2 separate regions of the Homo sapiens genome follow, and region 1 is linked to region 2. A link is a contact called in ENCODE Hi-C or POLR2A ChIA-PET data. All regions are on one chromosome and are shown on one strand. The core of a region is the stretch at or near the end of the contact, and the rest is flanking DNA. Distances in the headings are between cores, read along the strand shown.

Region 1 (4,058 bases), core at 765-3,264, 160 kb before region 2:
AGCCCTGCCCTCCACCTCCCTTTCCACTCGCTGGCCTCGGCCAGCCCCCTGGGCCCAGCTCGAGAACAGACACTCACCCCTCTGCCAAGCACGGAGTGGGAAGGGAAGGGCTGTGCAGCCCCAGCCAGGAGTCCCAGCCAGGGAACAGATCAAGAGCGGATGGGATGATGGGGGCCACTGAGGTTCTGGGACCAAGGCATGAAGGCATGGGAACTTTGGGCTGCGGTGGGTCAAGGGGTGGCCAGGAGGTCAAGGGAGGAGCAGGGGGCTCCCTATCCCCAGCTCAGCCTGGGTGTGAAAGCCAGGAGTCTTCTAGTTGCAGCTGGAGGGGGCACACAGTGGGAAATAGCCTCACTCCATTGCTCCTTAAAGGGGCCAGCCAGGCTTCTTAAAGTGGCAGCTCCTGGGCAGGGAGGGGCCCCGGGAGAGCTTGGCCTCTCAGCCCTGGGAGCAGAGCTTCTTTCCATCAGGCAGTGAGTCCACCTACCATAGAGATGCCCTGGTTTCCTGCCTCCTCACCATCATGGCATCTAGAAAGGCCTCCTCCCACATGAGGGGGCTGTGGGGTTGGGCCCCTCATCTGCCTTGGCCTGCGTGTCCAGTCCTGGGCCTGGCCCAAAAGAGAGCCTCAGTGACTACTGAGAAGTAGATGATTTGATGAAGGGACCGGGCTGGAGCTGTGAGCTGAGACCCCAGAGTACAACCGGAGCTCTTCCCAACCCAGGGTATGAGCTTGGTCCAAATGGATCCTGGCAGAGACGGGCACTCCTTGGTCAATCTGTTTCTGAACCTTGCCATCTCCACTCATCCCAAACTTTCCAGCCCCATAGCACATCTGACATCTGTGATGTGCTTTTCCTATGTGATAAATGGACACCGTAACTTAGTATTTAGGGACCAGACAGGCTGAGTTCAAATCCTCGCTCTGCCTATTCCTAGATATTTCTGTTTCCTCTCTGCAAATGGAGCTATGAGTAATAATATATTGGGGCATTGTTGAAAGGCTTAGATCATCTAAAGCAGCGACAGTGATGAGAACAGGACCTGATCTTAAAGGGTGCAATAAACGGTAGCTCTTACTTTTACTACGAACGGCATGTGCAGAGGATACTATGCTTTTCTGTCAGCTCAGAAAACTGGGTAGCTGAGAGGCAAATGACATGTCCAAGGTCACCCAGAAAATATACAGCAGAGCCAGGATTTGAACTCAGGTCCAGCTGAGCCAAAGCCTGCTTTCTTTGTGTCATCATGCACCACCTCCTTCCACATCTTGCCCTGGGAGTGCGTGATCACTGGGGCTCGGGAGCTGCTAAGTGCTGGGGTAGGGGATAGCATTTTACTAGGGTCCTGGGGGCCAGTGGCTGACCAGATCCATGCCCTCCTTCCCCTGGCCTAATGCTGCAGATCTCAGGATGTCAAAGGGGGTGATGTCAGACAGTCATGCTGGGTGGGAATGGCTCTGAAAGCCTGCAGCCCCTTCCTCGCATGGAGCCTCAGCTTCCTCGCCTGTAGGTTGGGATGATCCGACAGAGGCATTGTGAGTCTCAGCTGAGCTATAACTCGTGAGAAAGCTTTTCGGACACATAGCAGGCAAGGCCTCCCAGGTTGGAGGACAGGAAGGGAGCCTGTCTGAGTAGGGAAGGGAGCTGGCCGTGTCCACAGCCTCCAACCCTCGGCCTCAGCCCCGGCCCACAGCTGGGCCTGGACTCCTGCTCGTGGCCGCCCCTCTCATGGGTCTGCGGGGATTTCTCTGCTCCAGGCTGACCCCTTCCTTGCAGAGGAGGCTTCTGTTGCCCGTCCGCTCTGCTGGGCCTGGGCTATTCTCTGTGTTTGTGTGTGTGGGGGTTGGGGATAGGTGGGGGTCCTCTTGGATTCTGTGATGGAGGGAATCCTGGCGTCCCTGTGGAGTCAGCCTGGGCCGCCGCCGGCTCAGCCGTCCTTCCCAGAGCCTCTGCAGCCCTTCTGGCTGCCGTTGCCTGCAGATTCCCGGCGAATGGTGCTCCTGAGACCGCTATGGGCCCAGGCTGCGTCATTCCCACCCTCCCTGAGCTCTGGGACTAGCTGGGCAGGGCTCCAGCCCTGGGAACTCCGCCTGCTGCTTTTTTCCCCTTCTTCGAAATTTCACTGTATGATTCAATGAAATGTCCTCTGCTTCCCGTCACCTGGCTTGGCTAAGCTGACCTTGTAGTGTGGAGCAGAGAGCACTGGACCTGGAGCTCAGGTGCTGGCATGCGTTCTGCCTTGGATGTCCTGTGTGACCGCAGGAGAGCGCCTTTACCTCTGTGGGCCTCGGTTTTTCCATCCGTAAAATGGACTGGGAGGATGGTAGTGAGGGTGTGTCTAGCAATAGAAGAGGGGAGAATGAGAACTGCCTCTGCACCCTCTCATGCCTGTCTTCTCTCTCTATGGTGGCCACTGTCTCTTCCTTCTTTGCAGAGATGTTTACCCAGGGGTCTAAGCCAGAGCTTCCTTCTCTGCCCTCCCTGCCAAGCCAGCGTACAGATCACTGGTCCCAGGGTCGGCTGTGGTAGCCCTAGGTTGGAACACACCCCTGGTTCCAAGAAGGTCCCCGTCTAATATGTGAGTCCACAGGTCCTTCCTTCACTATCCTCCCCACCCAGGCTAAAGGCTGAGGCACCCCCCACCAGGTGGGGCTTCACCACTAGAGGGCGCCCACCCCCCCACAACTTGATTAAAAAAATAAAACCCAAACGGCCTACCCCAACTAAACGTAATCGTTACAGCAATTATTGAGCATTTATTATGTGTCAGGTGCTGTACTAATCCCTACAACACCCCTAGAAGGTATACAGTGACATCATTCCCACTTAACAGATGACAAGACCGAGGTCTGGAGAAGTAAAATGACTCACCCAAGACCACCCAGCTGGTCAGTGACAGAGCTGGGACCAGCAACCAGGTCTAAGCAGTGGAGTCCCAGGCCCAATGCAGAGGCCTCATGGCACCCAGAGTCAGCCACTGCAGTGGGGAGGATGGCTGGGATGGGAGCTGAAGGTGGAGGCTAGGATTGATGAGATCAGAGACCACCAAAGGAAACGTTTGTAAACCTTCACAAAATTCGGCAGCTTTTCAAAATAATGATAATGGTAGGTTACATCCATAGAGCACTCACCATGTGGCAAACACAATACCAAGAGTTCTATATACACAATCTCCCCTAATACTAGGAACAACCCAAACGGGGGTATGTTCCAGTATTATTTCTGTTACAGATGGGGAGACTGAGGATCAATGAGGTGAAGTGTCTTGCCCAACCTTGCTCATTTGAACCCAGGTCTCTTTGCCTCTGGAGCTTGTGACTTAACTTCTGCATTCTGCTGCTTTTCTCCTTTAGAAGAATCTTATCCAGAATCCCAACATTTAAGAGATAAAAGTGGGTGGAAGCAGAGGAGGTGGGGGTACAGGAGCCTGAAGCTTTCCAGGCCAGTTTGAAAAGCCCTGATCGAATGCCCCCCTCTCCAAGCCCCAGACAGGAGCAGGGACTTGCCCACGGGCCCAGAGCTGGTTAGGGGTAGAGCCCCCAGACCACTACTTGCTCCCTCTGTGGGTGCTACCTTGACTTTGAGATAAGGTCCAGGCCTCAGGTGACAGGGGTAGATGCTTTAATCTTTGGCCTCAGCAACTGGGCAGAGAACCTTATATCCCTGATGAAGAGACTTCCACCCTGACTAGAGACTCTGGGACATGTCGGCTGTCATAGGCAGTGGCAGCCGAGGGGTGGCTTGGGGGATGGACATGTGGGTCCCCTAAATCTCCATCAGTCTTTCCCCCAAGCCATAGTAAACAAGAGGCCCTTTTCTCACCTCTGAGTAGTGTGCAGTCCCAAACCCCCTCCTGGGTAGGATCCTGGGTCCTGGAGCAGACTGTGGTCATGTGAGTTGAATCAATGACCCCCTGGCTGTGTGTCTAGCTTGGGAGCACTAGGGGGGGATATGGTCTCCGTACCATGCGAAGTCCTGTTTCTGTGTAATGCAGTGAATTCCTACCCAGGTCCCACCTGGGATTCACCTTGTTCTTTTGTAGGAGTCGAATCTCTG
Region 2 (4,653 bases), core at 637-3,136:
AGGGAGGGTGTATGTAAGGGGCCAGGCGTGATCACTGGCATACAGTAAGTGCTCAATGCATGAGGCTGGCACATATTAAGTGCACAATGCACAGGGCACAGCATGGGGGTGCAGCAGACCTCTTGGCTCCCCTTTTTCCACTGATTGTGTCTCCAAGTAACAGGGCCAAGGGGGGCATTCAAAGCCCTCCGGACTTCATTCTGCCCTAATTGGAAGTCATTGTGGAATGAAGTCCAGTATTTAATTTGGCCTGTGTTTGACAGATCCGATGTGCACAGCGAGCAGAGCTCACACAGGGCCTGTGCGTGATACAGGGGGGATTCTTGGCCTGGGCTCAGGGCGGATTGGTGGAGAAAATGTCGCATTCAATTAAGGCTGATTGGCCCTGACAGTTGTCTGGGTGAAGTTTATAAGGTACATCTAATCTGGATGCATCTGGTCATAAAAATGCAAAACAAGCCATTCCCACCCAAGTTCTAACTCCAGATGTGGGCTGATTCTCAGTGATTGACACCATATTTTTTGCAGCTGTCCTACATTTCAAATCTTTTTCTATTTAAAATATATTCATCATAATTATGGAATGCAATAAACAAACTTCAGCCTGATGACAAGCTTTAAATATAAGAAAGTTTCAGCTTAAAATAAATGCCGTGATTTCTCAGCCCAGGACGGAGACAGCACCAACAAGCATTCTCCAAAGGAGCCTTGACCTTGTCACCATGAACCAGAAACAGTTATTTTCTCTCCAGTATTGACTGATATTTGGAGCGGGGACAGAGGGAGAAAAATAAAAAAGCTATTTATATCAGATAGAAAAATGTGCACAACCATCGGAAAGCCACGCTTGCAACACAAAGAAAAAGAAATAGATTCAACTTAATCATGTTTTGAAGGCCTCTGGTGGTGCAGGTTCTTCCCAGGGCAGGGTAGACTAGAGGTTATGCACATAGACTTTGGGGCCAGGTTGCCTGCTTTCAAATCCCAGCTTCCACACTCCACACACTGGTACCTTGAGCATTGTTTTGTCACTTAACTATTCTGTGCCTCGGCTTCCTCGTCTGTAAAATGGAAGATGATAATACCACTTATTTCATCGTGGAACTGTAAGAGCTAAATGAGTTACTGTAAATAAAGGGTGTATAACAATGCCTGGCACATAAATGCTCAAGATGTGTTAGCTATGATGGTAATCCATATCAGCTGACCCCTTTCCATGGATCCTCCAAGGGGGAGAGTGAGGTTTCCAGAGATTAGATGACTCGCACAAGTTTCATCCAACCCCTGGCAGAGCTGACATCCAAACCCTGATCATTTGACTTCGCTATAAAACATGCCTGCGGGTGCTCAGTCTTGCTCATGTTTGCATTTTTTTTGCCTCAATTTAAAGTTTTTTAAAGAAAGTTTTCCTGGTGGCTGCTCTATCAGTGGCTTTTTATGCATTCAAATAGTGTCCTATGAAATCTTGGACAAAAGAGCATCCTTATGTTTCTTCTGCTGCTCCTGGGGCTCATCTTTTATTTTTAATGCTATTTAAATGAGTCTGTAATTGAGATAGTCAAATAAACAGGCTATTAGGTTAATTATAGAGAGCTCAGCCTACATCCAAGCTGCTGGGTTTCCTATCCTCTTGTGGACCTCAGCCATGACCTAATGATTCTACCATTAACAGCAAGTACAGCTTAGTTCCTCGAGAAAAATGAGAACTACCCAGAGTTCATGTCAACAATCTGCTCCTCTTTAAAATGAAGCCATAAGTCACAAGCCCTCTGAGTTCCCAGAGAAGTGTCTGGAGCTAAATTTGTATCCTGACTGTGATAATTGTTCTCCTATTAGGCTGATGAGAGAATTAGCAGAGCCAAGTCCTCTGGGGCTGTGCCCACAGCTCGGGCCAAGCTGAAAATGACTCTGTGAGTTTTATTTGTGAGATGTGTAAAAGGCTTGTCCATCACTGGGCCCGTGGACATGGGTTCAATATCAAAATAGCATGAGCCGCCTTTCCCAACAGACAGACTCCAGTCCTGGCAGGCCCTCTGAATACAGCAGGAACAAAAAATTCCTGCCGGAAAAGGTGTAGCTGGGTGTTAGTTCTCTCTACAGCCCTGTGGATGGCTCCACTGATATCTGTGGCCCGTGCCTGACCTGCTGCACTCCTGTTTGAGAGAGGTAGTGTGGAAGGGTGGCAAGAGCGTGTCCTTTGGAGACAGACCCAGGCTCAAATGGGTGGACTGGGGTCAGCAGCCCCAGGTATTGGTCTCAGAGATTGGTCTGTGAAAGGGGAGAATGGGAGTAAATAGTCTCTGACTTGCAGGATCGTCATGAAGATTGGAAGAGATTATGTGGGGAGAGGACCAGGCTTGAAGCCAGTGCTCAATAAACAGAGGCTGAGGTTTTGATTCTCTGGGGTCAATGAGGCACTTAACATGGTTGTCTGGGATTGGAAAGATTGTTTCTCCTTCTGTAGCCAGAATGGCAAATAGATTGTATCTCCCAGTTCGATATGAATCAATTGGAGATGCCTGCTTAAAGTGCAGTGAATGATTTGTAATACCTGCCATGGACTAGGGTGGGTGATAAGAGAATGCACCCCATGTGTTTCTATCTCCCTTCTAGAATGTAAGCTCCAAAGGCAGGGACTGGGTCTGAACAACAATCCATTAACTTTGTACAGGCTCCAAAGCATTTTTGCATCAATTATCTCATTACTCTCCCCCAAAATCCTCAGACATGGTATGCTGTGGTCCCACATCCCCTGGAATTGCAAATATTCTGTCCTCCAAAAGGGCCTGGAGTTTAAAAACTATAGCTAATGTAATAGGCAAGGAAAACCTTATTCACCCTAATCTACAGATGAGGAAATTGAGTCTCAGAGGGAGAAATAAACTGCCCAGAATCATACACTCAGTTGACAGAAGAACTAGAACTCAATTTAGATAATTTATTTATTTATCTACTCAACAAACATTCCTTCATTGCCTACTATGATCAAATTCTGGACTCAACACTCATGTTGCCCTTGAAGTTGCCTACAGTCTAGTGGGGGATATTGATGTGTAAACAATGAAATTACAAAACTGTGTGTGAGAGTGCAAACAGTCAGGGAAGAGGGAACATTTCAACTAAGTTTTGAAGGCATGAGATCCAGAAGAGCTCAGTTATGGAACTTGGTCTTTATCCTGAGGGCAAAAGGGAGCCATGGAGGGTTCTAGGCAGTGAGTGACCTAATTACTGTAGTGTTTTGGACAAACCACCAAAGGGCAGTGTGGAGAATGGACAGGAAGGGGAGGACTTGGAACAAGGAGGCCAGAGAGGAGTTTTGTGGTCCAGGTGAGGGGTACTGAGGCCTGAGCAGGTGCAGGAGTACATGGGGTGGGTAGGAGGTCATGGGTAGGACATGAAAACTCCCCAGACCCCAGAAGGTCTCCCTTCTGTGAGCAGGAATCAGAAAGGACTCAGCAGAAGTCTGCCCCAGGCTTGGAGGAGAAGACCAGGCCAGAAAACAAGGCCAGGAAAGGCAGGGCAAAGGGTTTTTTAGCAGGTAAGTAGGCTGTGTCCCTCATCGCCATGGGTAATCTGGAAGCAAACTAATTTGAGTCATTTTGAGAGACTCTTCCTTAACTTACATGCCCACATTATAGTGACTATTAACTGCAGTAAGTTAGGTTATGCTGCAGTAACAGATACTCCCAAATCTCAGTGGCTCTCACAGAAAGCTTGCATTTTCACCATGCAGAGTGTGTTCTGGGTCTAGGCCAGAGAACAGGGCAACTGTTCTCTATGCAACAGCTCCACAATCCCGGTGGAAGGACATTCCACCATCTTCTACATCATCATCTGGAACAGGAAGTCTTCTCAGTCAATGCCAAAGACGAAGAGAGAGAAAGAGGGGGTTCTCAAGCCAGCAATTAAATGCTTTTGAAGTGACATTTGTAACTTCTGCTCACACCCATTGGTCAAAGCAAGTCCCCTGGCCCTGCTGAGCCAAGCAGGCTGGAGATGCAGACTTTCCCGCACCTGGACAGAGAGACAAGCAAGCCATTCGTGAGCACTAGTAATGTCTCTTACAGGGTCTATGGAATGGTTGCTGTTTTTTAAATTCAGAATTGTTTAAAATCCAACTTCTTTCCTTTTCTGACGTTGAATCCTGCAGCAATTATTATCTCCATTTGGCGGATGTGGAAACTGGGGTCAAAGGTCAAATAAATGATGTCTGCAACTGACAAAACAAGATTAGACTTTTAAAAAATTACCTGCAGTGTCACTCTGAAAACCTCTCCTCTCTATAGTCTCCCACTCAGGTGATGATACCCACATCCATAGTAAGGCACGGAAACATGGGTTCTAGCCTCTGCCCTCATGCCAATCAACCGAGGACCCCTGGAAAAGTCACTTTACCTTTCCAAGGCTCAGTCTACCTGCCTGCAAAATGGCAGTAGAAACTACCCCATCCTCCTGGTCTCCAAGAGTTAGCTAAGGATGAGATGAAACACTAGGTATGAGGTAAATGAAACTTGGATAAAATTCCTGATGTTGCTATTATCTGTGAGAGGGGAGGAAATACTCTTGGGTGCAGTAATGAATGAGCTTTACTCAAAGGAGATCTTCAAAAGCTTATTTCTGGCGCTCAGAAATTACCCGCAGAATTTCCAGACT

The links. Hi-C counts contacts between places; a loop is a spot of excess contacts on that map. ChIA-PET counts read pairs that join two places held with the same protein, here RNA polymerase II (POLR2A). Pooled maps may share reads with other maps.
Region 1: a map of vagina shows a loop between it and region 2 (2.4-fold over the local background). The contact joins two enhancer-like sites. A Hi-C loop is called at or near these places in 3 of 168 maps with a recorded cell type or tissue (endothelial cell of umbilical vein, mammary epithelial cell and vagina) and 2 of 50 pooled maps. POLR2A ChIA-PET finds 5 or more read pairs at or near these places in 2 of 52 experiments (Panc1 and activated naive CD4-positive, alpha-beta T cell).

What each region holds. Positions count from the first base shown.
Region 1 is chr5:171,481,942-171,485,999 of GRCh38, forward strand. The region is part of intron 2 of LOC105377721 (a long non-coding RNA gene); the gene reads right to left. Among named protein-coding and RNA genes, the nearest start is that of FGF18, 64 kb to the left of the region's middle. Within about 2 kb of position 2,015, at least 6 of the 41 ENCODE cell types and tissues checked have a DNase peak (open chromatin) inside an H3K27ac peak, as active enhancers do.
Region 2 is chr5:171,638,890-171,643,542 of GRCh38, forward strand. No RefSeq gene overlaps it. Among named protein-coding and RNA genes, the nearest start is that of SMIM23, 140 kb to the right of the region's middle. Within about 2 kb of position 1,887, at least 3 of the 41 ENCODE cell types and tissues checked have a DNase peak (open chromatin) inside an H3K27ac peak, as active enhancers do.